2 separate regions of the Mus musculus genome follow, and region 1 is linked to region 2. The links are chromatin loops, found by intact Hi-C in ENCODE. Cell type or tissue: left cerebral cortex. All regions are shown on one strand. Each heading gives the region's core, and the rest is flanking DNA. Links, peaks and the distances in the headings are about the cores only.

The links. A loop is a pair of places that touch in the nucleus more often than their neighbours do. Peaks named below come from ENCODE experiments on the same cell type or tissue, not always from the same donor. Only the 100,000 strongest peaks of a DNase experiment are listed, where the experiment ranks them.
Region 1: a loop joins it to region 2, with 2.4 times the contacts of the local background. A loop is called at or near these places in 2 of 42 quality-filtered maps.

Annotation. Positions count from the first base shown.
Region 1 is chr1:37,173,006-37,183,721 of GRCm38, reverse strand. Vwa3b (von Willebrand factor A domain containing 3B) reads right to left here. Exons shown (of 28, transcript NM_001370828.1): 23 at 9,776-9,887; 24 at 8,102-8,226; 25 at 6,256-6,393; 26 at 4,505-4,605. Among named protein-coding and RNA genes, the nearest start is that of Gm37020, 28 kb to the right of the region's middle. In left cerebral cortex, for the core only: a CTCF peak has its summit at 5,627; DNase peaks (open chromatin) are centred at 5,703 and 9,615.
Region 2 is chr1:36,779,780-36,790,495 of GRCm38, reverse strand. Zap70 (zeta-chain (TCR) associated protein kinase) reads right to left here. Exons shown (of 13, transcript NM_009539.3): 9 at 10,605-10,716; 10 at 9,467-9,659; 11 at 9,237-9,377; 12 at 9,038-9,150; 13 at 7,676-8,035. The coding sequence ends at 7,912. Among named protein-coding and RNA genes, the nearest start is that of Zap70, 23 kb to the right of the region's middle. In left cerebral cortex, for the core only: CTCF peaks have their summits at 3,892 (motif pointing left), 4,981, 5,677 (motif pointing left) and 7,729 (motif pointing left); DNase peaks (open chromatin) are centred at 3,928, 5,074 and 5,660; H3K4me3 peaks cover 933 bases; H3K27ac peaks cover 639 bases.

The sequences.
Region 1 (10,716 bases), core at 1,771-9,770, 390 kb before region 2:
TGTCTCCGAGCTGTGACTGTAGCCTAACTCCCAAGTCAGGTGTGACATTCTCTGATTGTAGCATCAGGTTTGTTCAAAAAAAATTTTTTTTTCCCATCTCTGAGCATGTCAGATTTTGGATATTTGGATTAGGGACATCTAATCTATAATATAATAAACAGGATCAAAACGTGTACAGAGTGGGTTGGAGTGAGGAGCCAGGTACTGTGTCTTAATTGGCTCTTTAGAAGGTTCTGGTCTCACTTCCAGGGAGAAAGTGCTGAGAAACCATGCTACATTGTTCTTAGGATCAAAATCCACCTAGTCAGTGGATGGAGCTTTGTCAATGTACTGGTTCTCCTGCTGGCTTCCAGAGGCCTTTTTTTCTATACTGCCTCAGTGTCTCCTTTGCTCTGGCATGGATGCCACACTGATGTCTTATGGGGAACTGAAAGGCTCTGAATCCACAGCTGAAGAGGCAGAAAATCAAGAGATTGATAGCATCGGTCTGAGAGTCTCTGTGACTTTGAGGACAGCGTGACAGTCCTTGTAGCCTCTGTCCTTATGGACAACGTAGGGAATCGCCAGGCAGATTTTTTGCTGAATTGCTTATTTTTCAAGGCTTGGCTCTGGGATAGAAAACGGGCTCTCATCTGACTGCAGGGATGAAGGGAGCTGATGAAATGCACAGACGTGCTGATTTCTAATGCCCAGCTCCCTCCCAGGAAAATCCAGGTCAGAGCAAGGAAAGCGACCTGTCCACACAAGGCCAGACACCACACGGAGCACGCATGTTTCAGTCAATGAGTTAATTCCAAGGCTGTTGAGCAGGCAGTATCAGGCTGTTTGGCACTGTTCAGGAAGGAGACTGGGTCACTGGGGAATCACCCCTCCCACAGAAACATATCCCCAAATCCATGGAAGACACAGAGCTGCTCAAAAGAGAGACCACAGGAAGCTAATGTTTGTGCTACAGGGAATAGTGAGCTGACCACAGACTCAAACGAGCTATATCACCAAGTCCTGGGAAATTCTTCCTTCTGGCAGTCTCACACACAACAGGGTCCCCAAGATCTCACAGTGCCAATCAATCAGATGGATTTTTTTTTTCTGGAGCCTAGAGAAAATGATTAGTCCTACTTGGCTTTCCTGAAACCACATTTGGAATATTGTCACTATTGTTAACTAGTGCTACTATGACTATGAAATCAAAAAACTTCTCAAGAGCACATTTTTCTAGGGATCTGACTTGCCCGGGCCTTGCTCTGTCAAGTAGTCAGGGCAGACTCCCTGGAAGGATTTGCAGCCAGCTACAGGGCACCAGGTGTCTAAATTCTGCTCAGGCCTGTCAGATGCCCTAGTCTGGAGATAGCATCGTGACACCTGGTTAAGGTGATTTCCCCACAGGGAGAAAACCAGAAGCCAGAGCATCAAACCCACCAGGTGCCTTCCCCTGCAGCAATCCGAGGCCACAGTGCTCTGATAGGAAGGAATAGGACCCCAAGAGAGAAGGCCAGGGACATCTCTGCCTGGGTGAGGAGAAAGGATGCCAAAGGGGTAGGGTGGGAGAATTCTTCCTGTTCTGCCTGCTTCTTAGAGTTTCTGACATCTCCAGAGAAACAACACATGTCTTCTTGAAAAGAAGTGTTCTAGACCGATTAGAGAGTATTCTCACTCAGAAAGGGTAGGTATGACTCTATAGAACACGGAGGAAGAGGGAAGGCAGAGAAGTCTTGTCCCCTCAGCAGAGCTGCTCAGTGGGTGACACAAGAGGCGAGAAGCAGCTGCCTCCCCCTGCCCCCACACGTTTCCTGAGGCAAAGGAATGGAGGCCAGTGCTGTCCTTTGAGAGCTAGACTTTTGCTAATGGGATGGCGTATTTTGCAAGACCATCTTATCAAAGGTCTCGGAGAGTCACTTAGCTGTCAAGTAGGGGGTGGGAATGGAAAACTGCGTGACCTCTGACTGGTCAGTTTTGATCACAGAGTTCGTCTGAATAGTTTCCTTCCCATCTTTTCCTGTGTAAAACCCTCCACTGAGGACCGGAAAGGAATCTACCTGTCAGTCGCCACTCGCTGATCTACCCAGGGATGTGAAAGTGAGGGGGCCCTGGCTTGGTATTCACTGAAGAATCAATCCCTGAAATACTGTCCTGTGCGAGTCATGACCTGTGGTGCATTTCTTTAATGACATGTGTGGAGAGCCATGCCGCGAGCAATCGCCATTATAAGATGGCACTGGCTTCCACTGTGCCTAACTAGTAAGCAAGCCTTGTGCGCAAGTGCGAGAGTGAACTCACGCCTAGTCACTGCCCATCTCGGGGCGTAGTAATGAGGTGATGGGTGAGCAACAAATCAGGAGCTGACACACCACATCAGGTGCTGAAACACCACGCTGAGGGCTATATAAGCAGCACCATTTTCCGGGGTCTGGGTCTTCCCTCCTTAAGAAGCAATAAAGCTTGCCACAGAAGAATCCAGTTGTCCCAGTGTGTTCTTGCCGGCGAGAACGATAGCTCAGGACAGACATGTAAACATGAACATGAGAGTCAAAATTCTCATGCTTGGTATAACAGCCGGAGGACTCACTACAGACATGCAAAAGGAGATGGCGAGTACGTTAAGTGAGACTTAGGTACCAGCAGAGGACATAAAGGAGGATCGAGGCTAGAGAATGGCCACACTGGATTGTGGTGTTCAGCCCTGGCTATAGAAGCAGACGCTGATTAAGCTCTGGAGTTAGCACGTTGAAGATGGCTCCTGCCTGTTGCTCCTAGAATGTATCAAGAACAGAAAGAAAGAGAAAGTGAAGAGTCAATGACTCTATCTCCTGTGTAAAGCTCTAGAGGTGAGAGCAGATAATTAGCAGCCAAGAAATTTAAATAAGGCCCAGGGAACATGGGAAGCAAAGATTCTTCTTCATATGGGAAGAAATGGGTTTTAATTAAAATGTGATTGATGATAATGTTGAACTCAGTGAAAATAGTCAATACCTAGACTAGTATTCATATTGCTTTATCATGGACTAGAGTTTAGAAAATGTTTGTCTCCAAAGGGTCACTTGCTGCAGGGTTGGCCTTCAGTGTGTCCCTGGGAGAGGCGATGGGTCCTTTAAAGGTGAGACAGTAGGAGACAATTAGGTCATTGAGGACTTAGCTCCTTTAAGAGATCATTGTGGTCTCTTGGAATGAGCAATTGATAGATAAGAACAAACTGACCTCCTCCATAGTCTCTAGTGTCTTCATCTTACCATGGTAGCCACCATGTTCAGACATGTCCAAGAAGGCCCTGACCAGAGGCCAAGTGGATAGTCACCTGACCCAACTTTCCACTTTCAAAAGTGAACTACAAACACCTTTTTTAATTTGAAAAGTTCCTAGCCTTAGGCACTTTGTTATATCGACAGAAAGTGAACTGAGATCAGGTCTAGAGCAAGGGAAATTTTCCATAACGAAAACCCACCCAGGATGCAGTAGTGTAGATCACCCTAGTATATGCCAGAAGCTAGCTAGGTACCAGGATATTTCGTGATAGTCAGAATGTTTGAGTTCAGTCTTAGACTTTCCCAGGTGGCTAAGAAATCGTCTTCTGGGAAAGTAACACATAGTTCATGCAAAGCACAGAGACCTGGTGTTGGGAAGGAGTTAGTATGCCCTGGAGGGCTCGTTAGGAGTGACTAGGGATGAGTGAGACCCAGGAGACAGGCTACACCACACTAATACGTGCCTAAGATGGGTGGCTGGAGAAATGAATCAGTGGTTAAAAGCACCCAGAGGACACAAGTTCAATTCCCAGCATCCACACGGTAGCTCACACCTGTCCATAACTTCAGGTCAGGGGGACCCAACACCCTCACAAAGACACATGCATGCAAAACACCAAGGCATTTAAAAATAAAAAGGTGGAAAGATTAAGATAGGATTAGGGGGGCACAGATGGGCATGGGATTTGAGGACTTTTAAATGAGGGAGATGGTGCAAGAACAATTTGCATTCAAAGAAGATTAATTGGTTGAGCCCCCAGGGAAGATGCCTGGGTTTGATGGGTTTGGGGCAGGCCTGGGCTGGAGTAGCTCAGAGCTTCTACAGAAAGCACTGGGGTGCAACAGAGCTGAAGGACAACTCCAGGCTTGGATCGTCATAACCTAGAGGCACCTTGGGCATGGGAAATGGCTAGCAGATTCTAGACAATTCCATGACTCGTGGGGAGGATGATGAACAGAGAGTCCAGAATTGGGAGCAGCAAGCTCTTTCTTTTCATGGCAGGGTTAGATGTTTGTATGAAGGACCAGTGAAAATGACATTGGCTCTGAGATGGGAGCTAGACAGAGTGAGAAAGAACAGCTCAGCTGGAGGACATTGATCATCACAGAACTGGCTCTTCCATCTCCACTCCTCTCACCTAGTCTCAGACAGCATGGGTCTCAGCGATAGGATATTGTTTATTCCAGTATAAGCAATAAATTGCTTGTAAACAAATAAAGAGATACTTGTGGATACCTGAGAGGTGTGGGTTGGGTGTACTTACCCTGCTCCGTTCTTCTCAACCAGGGATGAGTGTATCATTGAGCAAGACAGGGCATACTTGTTTTGGCTGATCTTAATGAGAGCACTCCGAGGGCAAAATTCCTGCAATAGCACAGAAAGAGGTCGTGTCATCGAACCCAGGAAGTCTGCACTTCGTGAATAGCTTTATTCCAGCTCAAGCCATCTTCACAGCTACCAGTCACTACCCTGCTGAGAGTGCCACTCAAAGAGCAGGTTAAGCTCAGAGTTTGCATTATAAATTTGTTGTTGTTGTTGTTGTTGAATTAAAGCCAGTTTTTCCTCTCTGTCATTCCTCTAAATTCCTGGTCAATTGCTAAGTCTATCTTGGTTATATACATAGACACACATACACACACAACATGCACACACAACATGCACACACAACATGCACACACAACATGCACACACCACATACACATAGACATACTACATACATGCACACACCACACACACATAAGCATATACTACATGCACACACCATACACACATATACACACACAACATGCACACACCACACACACACATAAGTATACTACATGCACACACCACACACACATAGACATACTACATGCACACACCACACACACATAGACATACTACATGCACACAACACACACACAGACATACTACATGTACCATACACACACACATACAAGCACATACTACATGCACACACCACACACTACATACACACATGCACACTACATATGTGCGCGCGCACACACACACACACACACACACACACACATACACACACACACACACACACTTTTACCTTTGCTCCAACCTCAGCCATCTCTTTTCTGAAAGTCTTGCTTTCCCACGTGAGGTTTCCAGAACCTTTATGTGTGTGCTTTCCAATGTCCTTTCCCCTGACTGTAGCATTCTGGTCCCCAGGGCCCTTTTGCCCTGGGGTTAACAACAAAGTCACTCCCTGGAATCTGAGACCTTTCTTTAAGGACCTCAGGCCATCCTGTGCATATCTCCCTGTTCCCTGAGGCATGCTTTGGGACACCATTTTACCTGTTCCTGGCTTGCTTGCTCCCATGTAGATATACTTAAGCAGCACTACACATGGGATGCTCATCCAACAGACAGACCATGAGGTGGCAGAGGAGGACAGGGCTGAGAAGGGCCCAAGGAGTGTCTATATCTACAGTGCTTGCAGAGGAGCACAAGATGATACCCAGAAAGAGTGGGGAGATGACTCAGTGGATACGAGATTGCTGTGCTAGTGTGAGTGGAGTTTGGATCCCTAGGACCCATGTAAAGGCTGCATAGGCATTTTTTAAGGCAGCGCTAGAATCTCTGGCTAGCTAGATGAGCTGAGTGAACTCCAGATTCAAGCAGGAGACCTGTCTCAGTAAATAAAGTGGAAAGTGGTAGAGAGGCAGACAGCAGTGGCAGCCTCTGGCTTCTACACATCTGGACATGCATCCAGACAGGTGCATATAACACATACAGAAAGGGGGGGGGATGAGAAAGGGGGCAAGAACAGAGATAGAGAGAGAGAGAGAGAAAGAGAGAGAGAGAGAGAGAGAGAGCCCAGAGTGAGCCTGTCCAGCCATCTACTGCAGTTTGACAAGGAAAGCCAAGTAACTCTCCCACATAGAAACAAGGAGAAGATGTGCTCTCAGCATGAGCAGAGCCCAAACCCCAAGGCATTCTCGAGTAGGGGAGGAGACAGCCGTGCTCCCTATGGCCGGCTTTCTTTTTTGGGTGGCTGCTTACTCTGCGGTTGTTACACTTCAAAACTGTGTAGAACTTCTCTGAAGCCACGTTGTGATTTGGAAGTGCTATAACAATGGCGGGGACGTAGAAGTCAAATCCTTTGCTTGTCATGATTTTGGCAAACACGTAATCCCCAACCTGTAGGAGAAAGCGCACTTCGCAGCAAATCTTTTGTTCACAGAGCTCATACATAATTTAAGTTTCTTTCAAGACAACTCTAGATGACTGGCAGGTATGGGTGAGAAAGTCATATAGAACTTTTTTTTTTTTTAAAATCAAATAAGAAAGGGATCCAGAATTCTCTAAGCTTATTTGGCCGCACCTACAGTTTTGGGGAACACTTTGGAAAACCCAAGTTTTGGTAGGCGTTTGGCAACGGGCAGGGGTCCGGGGATAGTCATCAAGATGGTAAGGATTCAGGAACTCCCAGAGATTGGTAGAATCAAAGACTGGGATGAAGGAGGACCTAGGGTGTTTGATATAAAGAGATGGGGACCGTGTCCTCAGTGTCAGAAGGGTTGTCCCCTGGACAAAGAAAGGAGTGGTGTTCCAAGTACAGACATGGAAGCCATGGGGAAGATCACTGTGATGGTTTGTATATACTCAGCCTAGGGAGTGGCACTATTAGAAGTGTGGCCTTGTTGGAGGAAGTGTGTCACTGTGGGTGTGGGCTTTAAGATTCTCATCCTAGCTGCCTGGAATCCAGTCTTCTGCTATCAGCCTTCAGAAGATGCAGAACTCTCAGCTCCTCCTGCACCATGCCTGCCTAGATGCTGCCCTGCTCCCACCTTGATGATAATGGACTGAACCTCTGAATCTGTAAGCCAGCCCCAATGAAATGTTGTCCTTTATAAGACTTGTCTTGGTCATGGGATCTGTTCACAGCAGTAAAACCCTAACTAAGACAGTCACACACAGGTACAGATGGTTTTTGCAAAGAGGCTCTCAGTGATCAGGGGAAGGGTGCTGGAGGCATGTTGTGGGTCTGAGCCAGGAAGTAGGAACAGGCCAAGGCTAGCCCATTTGACCCCTCCTTGGCTTGTGCCATGCAAGAAAACAGCAACATGAGTCTTCGAAGGGCTTTCCTTCTGTGCCCTGCCATCCCACCTGGGTGTCAAGATGGTGGCAGGAGGAAGGACCAGGCATGGTGTAGTGCTTATGCATCTGTAATCAGATGACAACACATTGGTATGTCTCATTTGTGGAAGGCACACTGGTGGGGGGTGGGGGATCACTGCATTATGACGTAACAGGCCAGCAGTGGCCAGCTACAAGGTCATGAAAATCACTGGTTCTATCATAATGGATGCAATCTTCCAAGCTGAAAGCTTCAGGAGTCTGGGAGCCACACAGGTTATTTCTACCTTGAGACAAGTGTCTTGAGATAGTATATAGGCCACTGTACACAACGGCCAGCTACGTATGATGGAGTTGGCACATCAGTCACCAGCAGAGAAATTACCAGGTGATGGGGAAACTACCTGCTGCTCTTCCTGCCCAAACACAAGCTCCCTGCTGGAGCCAAGAGGGAACTTAGCATCCTCTGTAATCTAAAACCTGTGGACAGTATAAAGCAGTGGTTTTCAACCTTCCTAATGCTGCAGCCCTTCAATACAGTTCCTCATGTTGTGGTGACCCCCAACCATAAAGTTATTTTGTTGCTGCTTCAAAACTCTGATTTTGCTTCTGTTATGAATCATAATGGAAACATCTGTGTTTTCTGATGGTCTTAGGCAATCTCTATGAAAGAGTCATTTGTGCTCCCCACCCCTCCCCAAGAAAGGGGTTGTGAACCAGGTTGAGAAATGCTGGTATAAAGTCTCAGAAGGGAGCAGAGAGCTGGTACCTGAAGTTGTGGACAGGGCATGGCGCCCCCAACAGGCATGATGAAGGAGATGGGCACGACTTTGGTGTCTCCGTACCTGAAGTCGACCAAGGCGTGGGAGGAACTCACACATTTCTTCACAACCCCTGGAAGAGTCAGAAGAAACAAAACCCTGTGAGGACAGTGGTGGGTTTGCTCCCGCTGTGCTCTGTGCTGGGTCTCGTAGCATATGTCTGTTTAAATGAGCACAGCCTTGTGATCCCTGCAGGAGGAAGAGAAGAGTCAGATATAGTTTGATACCTGCTGGGGCTGAACGCAAAGGAGAGAAATAGAGTTTTCTGGTTTCAGAGGTGCGGGAGGAGTGCTTGCTCACTCAGTACCAGCAGTATCCATCCTGCTGGCTGTTCTGCAAACATCTTCCTCCTGGGCACCTCCCATAACCAAATCTCCTCATCTATTTATTCTAGTCCTATGCCTTAGAGACTGAGCGCAGGGAGTTACACCGCTAAAGTAAAGAGGAAATCTCAGTGCCCAGCTCAGTCAGCTTTTCATTTAAGATTAGATAAATGAAAAGGTAACTGGACACATGCCATGGCTTTTCTAAAAAAGGAAAAAGAAAGGAAGGGAGGAAGGAAGGAAGGGAGGAAGGGAGGAAGGAAGGAAGGAAGGAAGGAAGGAAGGAAGGAAGGAAGGAAGGAAGGAAGGAAGGAAAGAGGGAAGAGACCAGCAAGTAGTTTGTTTTTTGGTTATACTCAAAGAGAACATTGCATTTACTTTTTTAATCTTATAATTTTATTTATTTAGAAATGGAGCCTCATTTGTAGTTCCGGCTGGCCTAGAACTCTAACTAGACCAGGATAGCCTCGTGTTTACAGAGCTCTGTCTGCCTCTTTCCCCCTAAACATTGGGATTAACAGCATAAGCCACCATGTCTGGCCGATTTTATAATCTTTTTTATGTATGTGTATTGCTGCGCTGAGGACTGAGCACAGGAGCCTGTATGTTTAAGGTAAGCACGTGTAATTAACAGAGGCTAGCATGTGATCACATGCCATCGGCACCATGATCTTACCAGGGGTTTGTAAAGATGGGGCAGTTGAGTGGCCACAGTCAAACAGCTAATACAGGAAAGAGGGAGTTCAGATAAAGGAAAGCTCGAGGTTAGCTGGCCAGAAGTATGTTTAAAGTGGTACCCCAATTCCTCTGATTCTTTTTTCCATTGTAATTTGTACCTATGATGCTGGGCAGAAATCACTATGATTTTTCCAAGTTGTCCTCTGACAGACCCCACACACATACGCACACCCACACCCACACACACACACTCCCTACACACTGAGGCTTATGTGCCCACCCTTCCCCCACAAATAAAACAAATAAATGTAGACAGGCATGCTCAGAATATTATACATATACATAACACAGTAGGTTATAAAATAAATTATTCACTATGCAAATGAGAGATGAAAAGAAATGTCATTTTCTAGTACTCTTTTGCCTCATGTACGGGGAGGAAAAAGAAGCATTGTTTTATTTGAGAAGCAGACTATCTTAGTGTGACTCATGAAGCATCAGTGTTCTGGGGAAAGCTCAGGCTGGACCGGCCCTCTGCTCCTCAGCAAAGTGTAGGCTGAGCCAGCCCTCTGCTCCTTGGCACCATGTTCATTAGTAAACAAATCTGAAGGATGGACGTACCTGGAAAATAGAAGCCATTTTCCTCACATCTGGCAATGACCTTCTGGCCTTTGAGAGGGTCTAGTTTTCTTGATTTGATTTTCTTCGTTGGATACCCTTGCAATTTCTGCTGCTGAAAAGGACCAACAGTAAAAACTGATGAGCCAAATGTAACACAGACAGTAAAATCATGAATGGAGTCAGCCTGTGGTCACTTCTGCTCCTTTGGGGCGCCTCTGTTCTAAGTCTCCTCCTCCTCTTCCTCTTCCTCCAGCATTTTCATATAACTTTATTCTCTTTTCCTATTCATTCATTCATTCATTCATTCATGCATGCACGCATTCATTCATTTACTTTACATCTCCATCCCAGTCCCCTCCTCTATTCCAGGCCCCACACCTCCCCTCCTCTTCCCCTTCTCTTTCTTCTCTGATAAGGGAGGAGGCTCCCCTGAGTACCAACCCGCTCTGGCACATCAAGTCACTGCAGGACTAGGTACATGTCCTCCTCCTGAGGCCAGCCCAGGCAGCCCAGTTAGGCAAACAGGATCCACAGCAAGCAAGAGTCAGGAACAAGCCCCACTCCAGTTTGCTGAGGGACCCACATGAGGACCAAGCTGCACATCTACTACATATGTGCAGGGGGCCTATGCCCAGCCCATGTATGTTCTTTGATTGTTGAGTCCATCTCTGGGAGACCCTAAACATCCAGGTTAGTTGACACTCAAGTCTTTTTGTGGAGTCCCTGTACCCTCTGGAGGTCACCCTTTGCATAAGGGTTCACTTTGGCATCTATCTATCTATCTATCTATCTATCTATCTATCTATGGTTTAGAGTGAAAGAAAATTGGGTTACCTAGTTGAAGAAAAGGGAACCTTCTTTTTAAAGATTATACCTACAACTAGACTTGTTAAGATTCTAGATGGCTTCACAGCCAGACAGCAGACTACTTAAGAATTGTG
Region 2 (10,716 bases), core at 1,643-9,642:
AATGAAAAGTAAATCTTGGCAATATAAAAGGACAAATGTTACTAGCAAAGCTCTACCATGTTTAGGGTACAGTGGGGGACTTACTTGCTCATAAGAATCCCTCGAGGTTGCCAGATTATTCTCTAAGTTCCCATTTTACCCATGAGACGTTCCTTGGCCAACTTGAGGAACACCATACAGCTGTTAGGAGACAAAGGGTTCTAGGGAGCCCAGGTTTCCCCAGATACTTCCAACAGTAGGTATCCAGGCAGGCAGGCAGGCAGGCAGGCATGTGTGCTCAGTGCTTACCTACAAGCTGCAAGCTGAGAGCTAGATTTTGAGGCAGGAGAACAACGAAATTCAAACAGACAGAAACCTAGGACAACAGTTTAGTAAGATACTCTGGCGTTTGCTACCCAGCTCCACATCCAGGGGAGGAGAGTGCCAACCTCTGGAGGGCGGGGGAGGGGGTGTGTGCTCCAGAGGGCTTCCTGTCATGTCACCTTTCAGTGGGCCCAAGTCTGCCACATCCCAGAACCATCTCACGAAGGGTGCTAATGCCTGGGTCTGGATGGCTCTGGGAGCCAGAAACCTACATAATCACACATCCCACCAGACCCCGAGCTGGCTGGGGAGTTGCTGCCTCTAAAGCCCAGGGTGGTTTATCCCAAGACAGTAACTGGGTGTACGCTAGTGCAGCTGTCCGCAGCAAGGGTAAATCAACCGGGTACCCAGAAGGGAGACCACGGGGCAGAAAGGCAAACTAAAGTTTCTTCTGAAATACCCTTTGCCGCCTGAAGACACAGCCCACAATTGGGGTGCACCTTCCCACGTCAATCAGAGAAGCTCTGCAGATGAGGTTCCCTATTCAGTCCAATTAGTGTCAAGTTGACATTAAAACCAATCAGCGTCATTTAAGGAAGTTGGGCAAGGGATGGACACAGAGCACAAAGGAGCACTGTTTGCTGGGCTTGCTCTGTGGGCACCTCTGCCTGCTTTCTTATACAATCCCCTGGGCAGCAGTGGTGCCACCCATAGCAGGCTGGATCCCCGACATCCATCATCAATCAAAAGAATGCCCCCACAGACGTGCCTTCAATGAAGGCTTCTTCTTGCCAGCTGGCCCTAGTGTGCATCAACTTGACAAAAATTTACCATCACAGAGGTTAACTGACCTCTGGTCAGGATGTGTTCCAACAGTCAGCTGGCTTACAGGTTTCATCTGCACCTCCATGGTTCCCGGCAGACAGGAAGCAGCATGACCATACTAAAATAACCATTTGGACAGTCCTCCGAAGCTCAGCCCTTCCGGAAATGCATCCCATAGGAACCCTGCTTGGGAAGGAGGCGTTGAAACCCAGCAGCCAAATCCTGCTACGTGGAAATGTGGAAGAGTCAAACCGATGGAGACCCACAAGACAAGTGTGTGGACTGCTCAGAAAGTCAAGCTGTCGGTGACCCCCTAGATGCTGCTTCAAGGCTGACAACAGTAACCAGTGTGTATCTTTTGGCCCTGAATAAAGACAGGGTTTCATTATGTAGCCCTGGCTGTCCTAAAACTCACTCTGAAAACCAGGCTGACCTGAAACTCACAGAGATCTGCCTGCCTCTGCTGGGTTTAAAGGTGTGCGCCACCACTGCCTAGTAAGAGTGTAATTTTTTAGAAAAAATTATTTTTATTGTTTGTGTGTGTGTGTTGTGTGTGTATTGTGTGTGAGAGAGGAGGAGGGGGAGGAGAGGGAGAGAGAAGGAAGAGAGAGAGAGAGAGAGAGAGAATACATATTTGTTCATTGCCAAAACTGTTTGATCACTGGACCTGAAGTACCAGACAGTTGTGAGTCTCCCGATGTGGGCACTGGGAAGAACAATGTTATTAACCACTGGGCCACTTTGTCCAGCCCCCCAAAGCTTACATGTAATGGAAAGACAGTAGCAATAAAATTATATATTCTGAAATAAATAAAACAAATAGCAATCTTAGAAATGAAGAGCTCAGCAGATAATACAGCTGAGTGGCAGGTGCGGCAGGGCAGGGCAGGGCACGCCTTTATCTCAGCAATCAGGAGGCAGAGGACTCATCTCTGTGAGTCTCCAACCAACCAAGGCTACACAGGGAGACTTGTCTCAGAAAAAGCACTGCGGGGCTGGTTGTGAGCACCTTCTGCTCCTGCAGAGGACCTGGGTTCAGGTCCCACCACCCACACGGTGGCTTACAATCCTCTACAACTTCAGTTCCCAGGAGATCTGGTGCAAGAAAATAAATCTCAAAAAGGCCATCTCTTAGAAGGAAATATAGGGACCCTCTCAGGCCATTAACCCTGAGGTGACTCCACAGTCTGGGACGGCCCCATCAGGGCTTTCTCTTCCCCCCCCCCCCCCCAAATTTTTTATTAGGTATTTTCTTCATTTACATTTCAAATGCTATCCCTGTGTTCCCCTGTACTGGGGCATATAAAGTTTGCAAGACCAAGGGGCCTCTCTGAAGGAGTTACAGAGACAAAGTTTGGAGCTAAGACAAAAGGATGGACTATCCAGAGACTGCCCCACCTGGGGATCCATCCCATAATCAGCCACCAAACGCAGACACTATTGCATACACCAGCAAGATTTGGCTGAAAGGACCCTGATATAGCTGTCTCTTGTGAGGCTATGCCAGTGCCTGGCAAACACAGAAGTGGATGCTCACAGTCATCTATTGGATGGAACACAGGGCCCCCAATGGAGGAGCTAGAGAAAGTACCCATAAGGGGTTTCTAAAGGAGCTTTATGCCTCTGGAATAAGGTGAACGAAGCCACACCTGATGGTTTTCTGTTTCTTTTCTACATGCACTTGGCTAGAAGTCTTCATACTTCCTGCATTCGCAGTGGTAATCTCTCTTTTATTTCTGGGTGTAAAGTTAATATTTTATTCAAAGACGACATGCAATTGGGAGCAATGTGGGATGAGGAGATGGCAGAAGAGTTGAAGGGGGAGGGGAGCATCAATAAAATCAATTTATATTGTATGCATGTGTGAAACATCCAAAGAATAATAATATACTTTAAAAGTCATTTCTGGCTTTGATTTGACAAGATCCAACATTGTGGTGCTATAAGGGCAATTAAAAAAAGTAACAGGGAAGAAAATAGTCTAATAAAATATTGAGGTATTATAATAAAATATCATCATAATAAAATCAATAGAATATTCTATAAAATATGAAATTTAAGAAGTATACTTGTGAACTTCCAAGAAGACAAAGAACTAAGAAAATTCTTTTTTTAGCTCTAAGGGTTGGAGAGATGGCTCAGTGGTTAAGAGCACTGACTGTTCTTCCAGAGGTCCTGAGTTCAATTCCCAGCAACCACAAGGTGGCTCACAACCATCTGTAATGGAATCTGATGCCCTCTTCTGGTGTGTCTGAAAATAAATAAATCTTTAAAAATGTTCGGCCTTATTATTATTGTGTGTAAGCATGAAGCGTTGTCTGTCTCCAGAAGTCCTCTGTCGGCTCCAGCAGAAAGTCAGTATTCATTACCCTACTCTGTCTAGTCCACTCTGTGGCTGCCCCAGACTACCCACGTGAAGGGAGCACAAGGCCCGTCCAGTAAGGTCCGGTTACTTCACTTCGAATGATGCTTCAAGGTTTCACATATTATAGCAGGTGCCCAGATTTCACTCCTTTTATGGCCAAATAATCCTCCCTAGCCGTTCGGGATGAATTTGGCTCATTTATCGCCTGGTGAAATAGGCTCATGCATTTTCTCTCTCCAGTATTCATCACTGCCAAGAACCGTCTCCTCGCCCTGCTCTCTGTGCTTCTGAGAAGCTAAAGAGCCTGCTCAGCAGTTAGCAGCATGTTCTTGCAGAGAACTGGAGTTCAATTCCTGACACCCATATCTGGTGGCTCACAACCACCTTTAACTTCAGCTCCAGGGGCTCTAGCGCCCTCGTCTGGCCTCCCTGGGCACTGCATTCAAGTGCGCAAATCCACACTGACATGCATATACAACATCAAAAATAGACGCGTTTCTCATGTGTGTGGTACATGTGTGGTATATGCATGTTCATGTGTGTGTGCTTGTGGAGACCCAGTGGAGGAGGAGATGCCAGAAGCTCACATGGTGAGACATGTCACCACCCAGCCCTACACCCCCCACAAATCAGCCACCAGAGTCCTGAGCCGTGGGGCCTGCAGATCGCCCACCGTATCTATTCATCAGCTGGCTCCACCCAGTTCAGACTCTCAGCTTAACAGGTGCTACAGACATAAGTCCCCAGTTTCCCCCAGAGCCCAAGTCCAAAATAGCTGTCCCTAAAGCCATGCCACCTCCAAACCCACTTGGTCTGAGGCCCTGTCCCATCCCTATAGGCTGTGGGATCCCAACAGTGAGCCTAATGGGCAGTGCAGACTGGGGACCCACTCGGGAGGCTGAGGCAGACAGCGCATGAGTTGAAGGCCAGCTTGAGCCAGAAACTGAGCAAGCTGGGGGAGAGCTTACCTAGTACGTGCAAAACTTGGGGTTCATTCCCCTGCACCCCATAAAACTAAGAATGCTGGCCCCTGCCTGTAATCCCACCACAGGAAGTGGAGGCCAAGAGGAACAGAAGTTCAAGGTCGCCTCTAGCTACACAGACTTTTAGGCTATCCCGGACTTCAGGAGACCCCGGCTCAAAAACAAATAAACGAAAACGGGGGCGGGGGAGGGGGCTGGGGAGCAGGCGGAGTAAGTTCTGTTCCCAGCACTTGAAAGGTGGCCAACGACCATCCATACCCCTAGCTCCAGGGGACCTGACACCCTCTTCTGACCTCTATAGTCACAAGCACGCATGGGATGCACCGACGTACGTGCAGGCAAAACATTTACAGGTGCAAAAATAAAGCCACGAAACTGAATGGTGACTGAGTCACGCAGTCGTTTCTTCTCCGGACATGTAAAGGCTGCGAGTACAAGGCAGGAGCCATCAGCTACAGAATGTCGTGGTCTTGCTGGATCAGGGGCGACATCCACAGGCAAAGCAGAACCTGTGGTTAAGAGAAGTCTGTGAGACCGAGGGACGGGGCTGCAGGAGCAGATGATACTGGAAAGGAACAAAGAAAGATGTCCCTCCGTACAGCCTCGTGGGGCGGCGGTGGGCTCAGTCCTTACTCTGAACCATTCTTCTGCGCTTTTCCTAGGCTGCTGCTGCCCCTCCCCCTCCTCCTGGCTGCTGGTGGCAGAGAAAATGGGAGGGTTTCTCTCTAAAGCCAGGTTCAAGCGTCAGGGCTTTAAGCGTCCTTGTAGTTCCCGGTACCTTTGAGATCTTCCCACTGGTTTTTCTACATTTACTTTCCCTTTTCAGTCGACGCGCCCATAGAGAAACTGAGGCACGGGAGGGCTAAACAACCTGCCCCCGGGGCAACTGGGGCTAAATCTATAAACAGCAAAAAAGCGTGCCACACTAAAGCAGAGGGCTACGCTAAAATACAAAGGCGCAAGAGCCTGGATGTATTCTGCGAGAGGGTGCGGAGCCCGGGTCCCAGAGGCTGGCAAGAAGCATCCTGCAAACCGGCCTGGAGTGAACCCTCTGCAGGCGGCGGAACTGACGGCTGAAGATCAGAGGCGAGTCTGGATTCTGTTCCCTAGCCAGAAGCTGCCAGAATAAGGACAGGTGAGCGCCCTGTGCCAGGAACTGAGCCCACCTTTGCTTTTACTGTGGCGCCACCTTGTGGCATTGTTTTAGAACTACAACCTCTTCAGAGGATTCCGTCATTGCCAAGCCTTTCCCAGTGTACTAGATACCCACGTGGATGTTTTAATACCAAACCAATTAGTGATGCAGACGATAAAATAAATAAAAACAAAAACGTATTTATTTTCTTAAACGTTTGTGCAATAATATGTGTCATTGGGCTGGAGAGATGGCTCAGCGGGTAAGAGCACTGACTGCTCTTCCAGAGGTCCTGAGTTCAATTCCCAGCAACCACATGGTGGCTCACAACTGTCTGTAATGGGCTCTGATGCCACTTCTGGTCTGAAGACAGCGACAGTGTACTCACATGCATTAAACTAATTAATTAATTAAAATATATAATTATCCAATAACAAGTGAATTTTAATGCAACTGAAATATTTGCAAAAGAAACCATTTCCAGCAGCCACAAAATCCTACCACTGAGGAAATTTCTTTCTTGATCAACTTATTAGTTTTAAAGAGATTAAAGACTGTTTAAGTTTTAATATTGTCTATGAATTAGTAATACAGCTTACATATGCAGTAGTAACGTCACCTTCTAATGAAAAACGCATATCTCCCTATTCTCAAGGCACTGCTAAGGGGTTTTCGCTTGGTTTTGTTCTGGTTTTTTGAGTTTTTTTTTGTTTTGTTTTGTTTGTTTTTTGCCTGTTTGGAGTGTGTGCTGTTGATATAGGATCTCATTATGGAACCCAGGCTCGCCTGCAACTTATAACCTCCTCATCTCAGCCCCGTCAGTAAATCTTCAACACAAAATGAGGCAGAGTAGGGAAGTACTCAGCACTCAAGGGTGCTTACTGCCTTTCTAGAGGAACCAAGTTCGATTCCCAGCACCTGTGTCAGACATCACAATCCCAGGAAATTCCAGCTCCTTTGGCCTTCCCAGACACCTGAAAGCATGTACAATTCACTCCTGAGACGCAGACAGACAGACAGACAGGCAGGCAGGCAGGCAGGCAGACAGGCGCACCGTCACGCACGCACGCACCTAGGAGTACAGAATGAAAACTAATAGTTAAACCAAATTAAGCTCTGTACTGGATCTAACGTTATTGTCTCAGCATTGTCCTGCTGACCCTATGTGCGTGTGTCAAGGCTCCGGGGCTCCTCGCTGCCCTCAACCCCATTTAACAATTCTCCTGTGACCCTCACAAAACTTCCAGAACCTTCCCAGAGCATCTGGCTTTCCACCACAAATAACAACAAACTTTACTTCCCCAGAATTCCCAGCAAATCTCACCTCTCATTGGCTCTAAGTGTGATATGCCCCCCCACCCCCGCACCCTGCCATCCCCAAGTCACTCTGGCCAAGGGAAGGAGGCACTGATTTGCTGCTGAGGGAGGAGCCAATCTCGCTGAGGGCACAGGTGGCAGGCACAGTCGAACCATTAGAATCCTGACTCCATCTCACCTCACCTGTTGGGGTATGCCCTCCATTATTTCTTGGGTAGGGAAACTGAGGCAGTAAGACTTGGGGAGTTCTGAGTGGGACTCTACCTGAACTGACCCTGGGGATATGGACTAGCTGTGACTGTGGGGGCGGGCCGGGGCAGGTGTGGGGCAGACACTGGCAACAACCCAGTCAGGACAAGTATAAGAACTGGGTGTGAGGACCCCCTAAAGAGGCCAGAAAACCTGTTTCAGCTGGCTGGGGAGGGGAGCAGGTAGTCTGTAAAAGCCTCTCCAGGTGATTGATCCTGGTGTGTAGCTGTTACAAAAGAGCCCATGGTGTCCAATCTGGGATGCTGAGGCCCCTGACATACACAGCCCTTAGCACTCAAACCCACCCTGGCCTCCATTTCCCAGTTTGCCCTGACACCTCGTTCCCCTGATGATAACCCTTCCACAGCCTTATCTTCCATGGGGCCCCATGGGGCTGGACCTACTGACAAGATTGCTACGTTTTTTTCTTACTGGTTCCACTCAATTGCCCAGCCCTTCCCAGGCTCCTGGCCCTGGTCGAGGGAAGATGAGAATACTCAGCCAAGAGAAGTGGAGTTTATTCTGATGCTGACAGTGACCCCTGGAGGACTCTGGGCTCCCACTCAGAAACAGCGGAAGTAGACTTTGGGAGCACACATCCTCTCAGCCCACTGGTGATGTTTACCAATATCCCATCAGCCCCAGCCCATGGGGCGGGGCGAATCACATGGGACAGTCGATAGGGCTCCTGAACACAGGTCATCCTGGACAGAGGGTGTAGGGAGGCTTGGGGCTCAGCCACATGCAGCCTCGGCCACCTGTTCACACTGTGGGGGTCCCTCGGCCCGGCTGGCCAGGCTGTAGTAATAGTTCCGCATACGTTGTTCCACAGTCAGGAAGTCGGGGCGATCCTCCCACCTGTTGGGAAGACCCAGAACCCAGCCTCAGCCAGAGGGCAGAAAGGTACCAAGGGATAGGGAGTTGGGGCAGACTTTTGGGGCTCAGAGGAGGGAGGGCTGTTGGATGAGGTCTCCTTGGTATGAGATGGATGGAATTCTGGGGCGCCCAGCCTTAACAAGCAAAGCTGCTGCCTTACAGAACACGGATAACAATGTCATATTGAGTGTTGTCCAGGAGGTACAGAAACTTCAGAGTGGACAGTCCTGCCCACAGGAAGCAAGGATGTCAAACACAGACAGGCTGGGTACATGAGCCAGGTGTAAGCTTACACAGAGGCGGGTATGTGGTTTGGGATGGGGGTATCAGAGCACGAGCAGGTTTGACTGGTGGGGAGCTGGTTCGTGGTGCTGGGATGGGATCCGGCTTGGGTGTTGTGGGTCTTTTCTGAGAGAGGCTGAGTTAGCCTGAATTGAAATGGGATGCACCGACCAACCCATCCCTGTCACACGGACTGTTCCAAAGTCAGCGCCGTGGTTGTTTCGAGGCATATCAAATGTTGGAACAGGGCAGCTTGTTTGGGTATCTCCTTGTCATCTGGTCTGGGTGGCGTCGAGTGACTGAGAATTAAGTGTATTACGCATTTGGCCCCGGCACTCGTGGCTTCCCTGCGTCCTTGGTCATTGAGCGTCGGCCATCAATCAGTAGGGATTGATAATGAAGCACTGGAAAGTCGTCCTAGATGTGGGACACTAACAACGCACTGGGTGACAGTGTGACATGGTGGTCTAGGACTCCGGGAACTGTGTGCTGGTGGCAGCAGGGCCGTGGCTGCATTGCAGGGCCAGTGTGTTGGGAAGCCAAGCACAGATGGGGACAGATTAAAGGAAGAAGCCGGGTGTGACTCTGTGAGTGGAATACTAAGGGTAAAGGTAGCGCTGCCTGGGCTTGAGGAGATCCTCGCTAGGCTCAGGGCTGTACGGCCACATCCCCGCCCCCCCCCCCCGCCCCCCTGGAACTCACTTGTAGATCCAGCAGTCACTCATAAGTGCATACATCTCAGGAGGACACTCCGGCGGACATTCCATCCTCTTACCCTGCTTGATGAAGTCCAGGACCTCGGGGCCCTTCATTTTCTGCTCAGGCCAGGGACAAAGGCATTCGTGTGTGAGGAGCCAGGGTCCACCTCCCCAGCCCACCGTTGCCAAACTGCCCAGCCTACCTTGTAGGGCTTCTGGCCATAGGAGAAGGCCTCCCACATGGTGACCCCATAGCTCCAGACGTCACTGCGGCTGGAGAACTTCCGAAAGTTGATGCACTCTGGCGCGTACCACTTCAGAGGCCACTTCCCTGCAGACCGGGCCTGAGACGGGGAGGAACTGCTAGGACCGGAGCTTGGGAACCCTCCCCCACCAGCCACCTCCACCTGGGCACCACTGGGGTGGCACTCACTGTGTAATAGCTGTCGTCAGCACCCAGGGCTTTGGACAGGCCAAAGTCGCTGATCTTGGCATAGTGCCGATTGACCAGTAGAACATTGCGGGCTGCCAGGTCGCGGTGCACAAAGTTTTTCTCCTCCAAATACTTCATGCCCATGGCCACCTGGTGCAGCAGTTCAGCCACATTGCTCACAGGGATCTCCTCCCTGGGGTGGAGGGGATGGTGGAGTCAGTCTCCCTTCCCATGGGGCATGGGTGTAGAAAACCTGGGCATCAGTGATGTGGCTGGCATGTAGACCATCCTTGTTGGCAGTGCCAGATGCTAAGAGCTTTATTACATGTTCAATGTTTACAGGAACCCTGGGCACAGTTCCTGCTATCGCCACCATAGTGCACGTGGGGAAACAGAGTCAGGAGCTCTTCTTTATAGCATGAGTGTGAGCGTCAGAGTACACATAGGGCAGGCATGTCCAGGAAGAAGTAAGGGCAGGTGGTGTGCACTGTGTCTGTCTGTCTGTGTGTGTCTCTCTGTATGTGTGTGTGTCTGTTTGTGTCTCTGTGTCTGTCTGTCTGTCTCTCTGTGTGTGTCTCTGTGTGTCTGTCCATTTCTCTCTGTCTCTGTGTATGTCTGTGTCTGTCTGTCTGTCTGTGTCTTTATTTCTCTGTGTGTGTGTGTGTGTCTGTGTCTGTCTGTGTCTATCTCTCTGTGTGTCTGTCTCTGTGTCTATGTCTCTGTGTGTCTCTGTATGTCTATCCATTTCTCTCTGTCTCTGTGTGTGTGTCTCTGTGTCTGTCTCTGTCTGTGTCTATCTGTCTGTCTGTATCTTTATTTCTGTGTGTATGTCTTTGTATGTCTTGTCTGTCTCTCTGTGTCTGTCTCTGTGTGCCTGTCTATCTGTCTCTCTGCCTCTGTGTATACCTATCTGTCTCTCTGTGTATCTGTGTGTCTCTCTGTTTCTCTTTCTCTGTGTGTCTCTGTGTGTGCGTCTGTCTGTGTCTCTGTGCGTGTGTCTGTCTGCCTCTCTGTCTGCCTCTCTCTCTCTCTCTCTCCCTCTCTCTCTCTCTCTCTCTTTGTGTGTGTTCCTCTATTTCTCCCCCCACCCCCACCCCCATCCCTACTCCCCCACCCCGTGAGTGTCCCCCAGGCTCACTTCTTTCCCAGCAGGAACTTGTGCAGGGGCCCGCCTCCCGCCATCTCCATGACCAGCATGAGTGCTTCTGCCTGGCACACGCCGATGAGCCGCACGATGTAGGGGTTGTCGA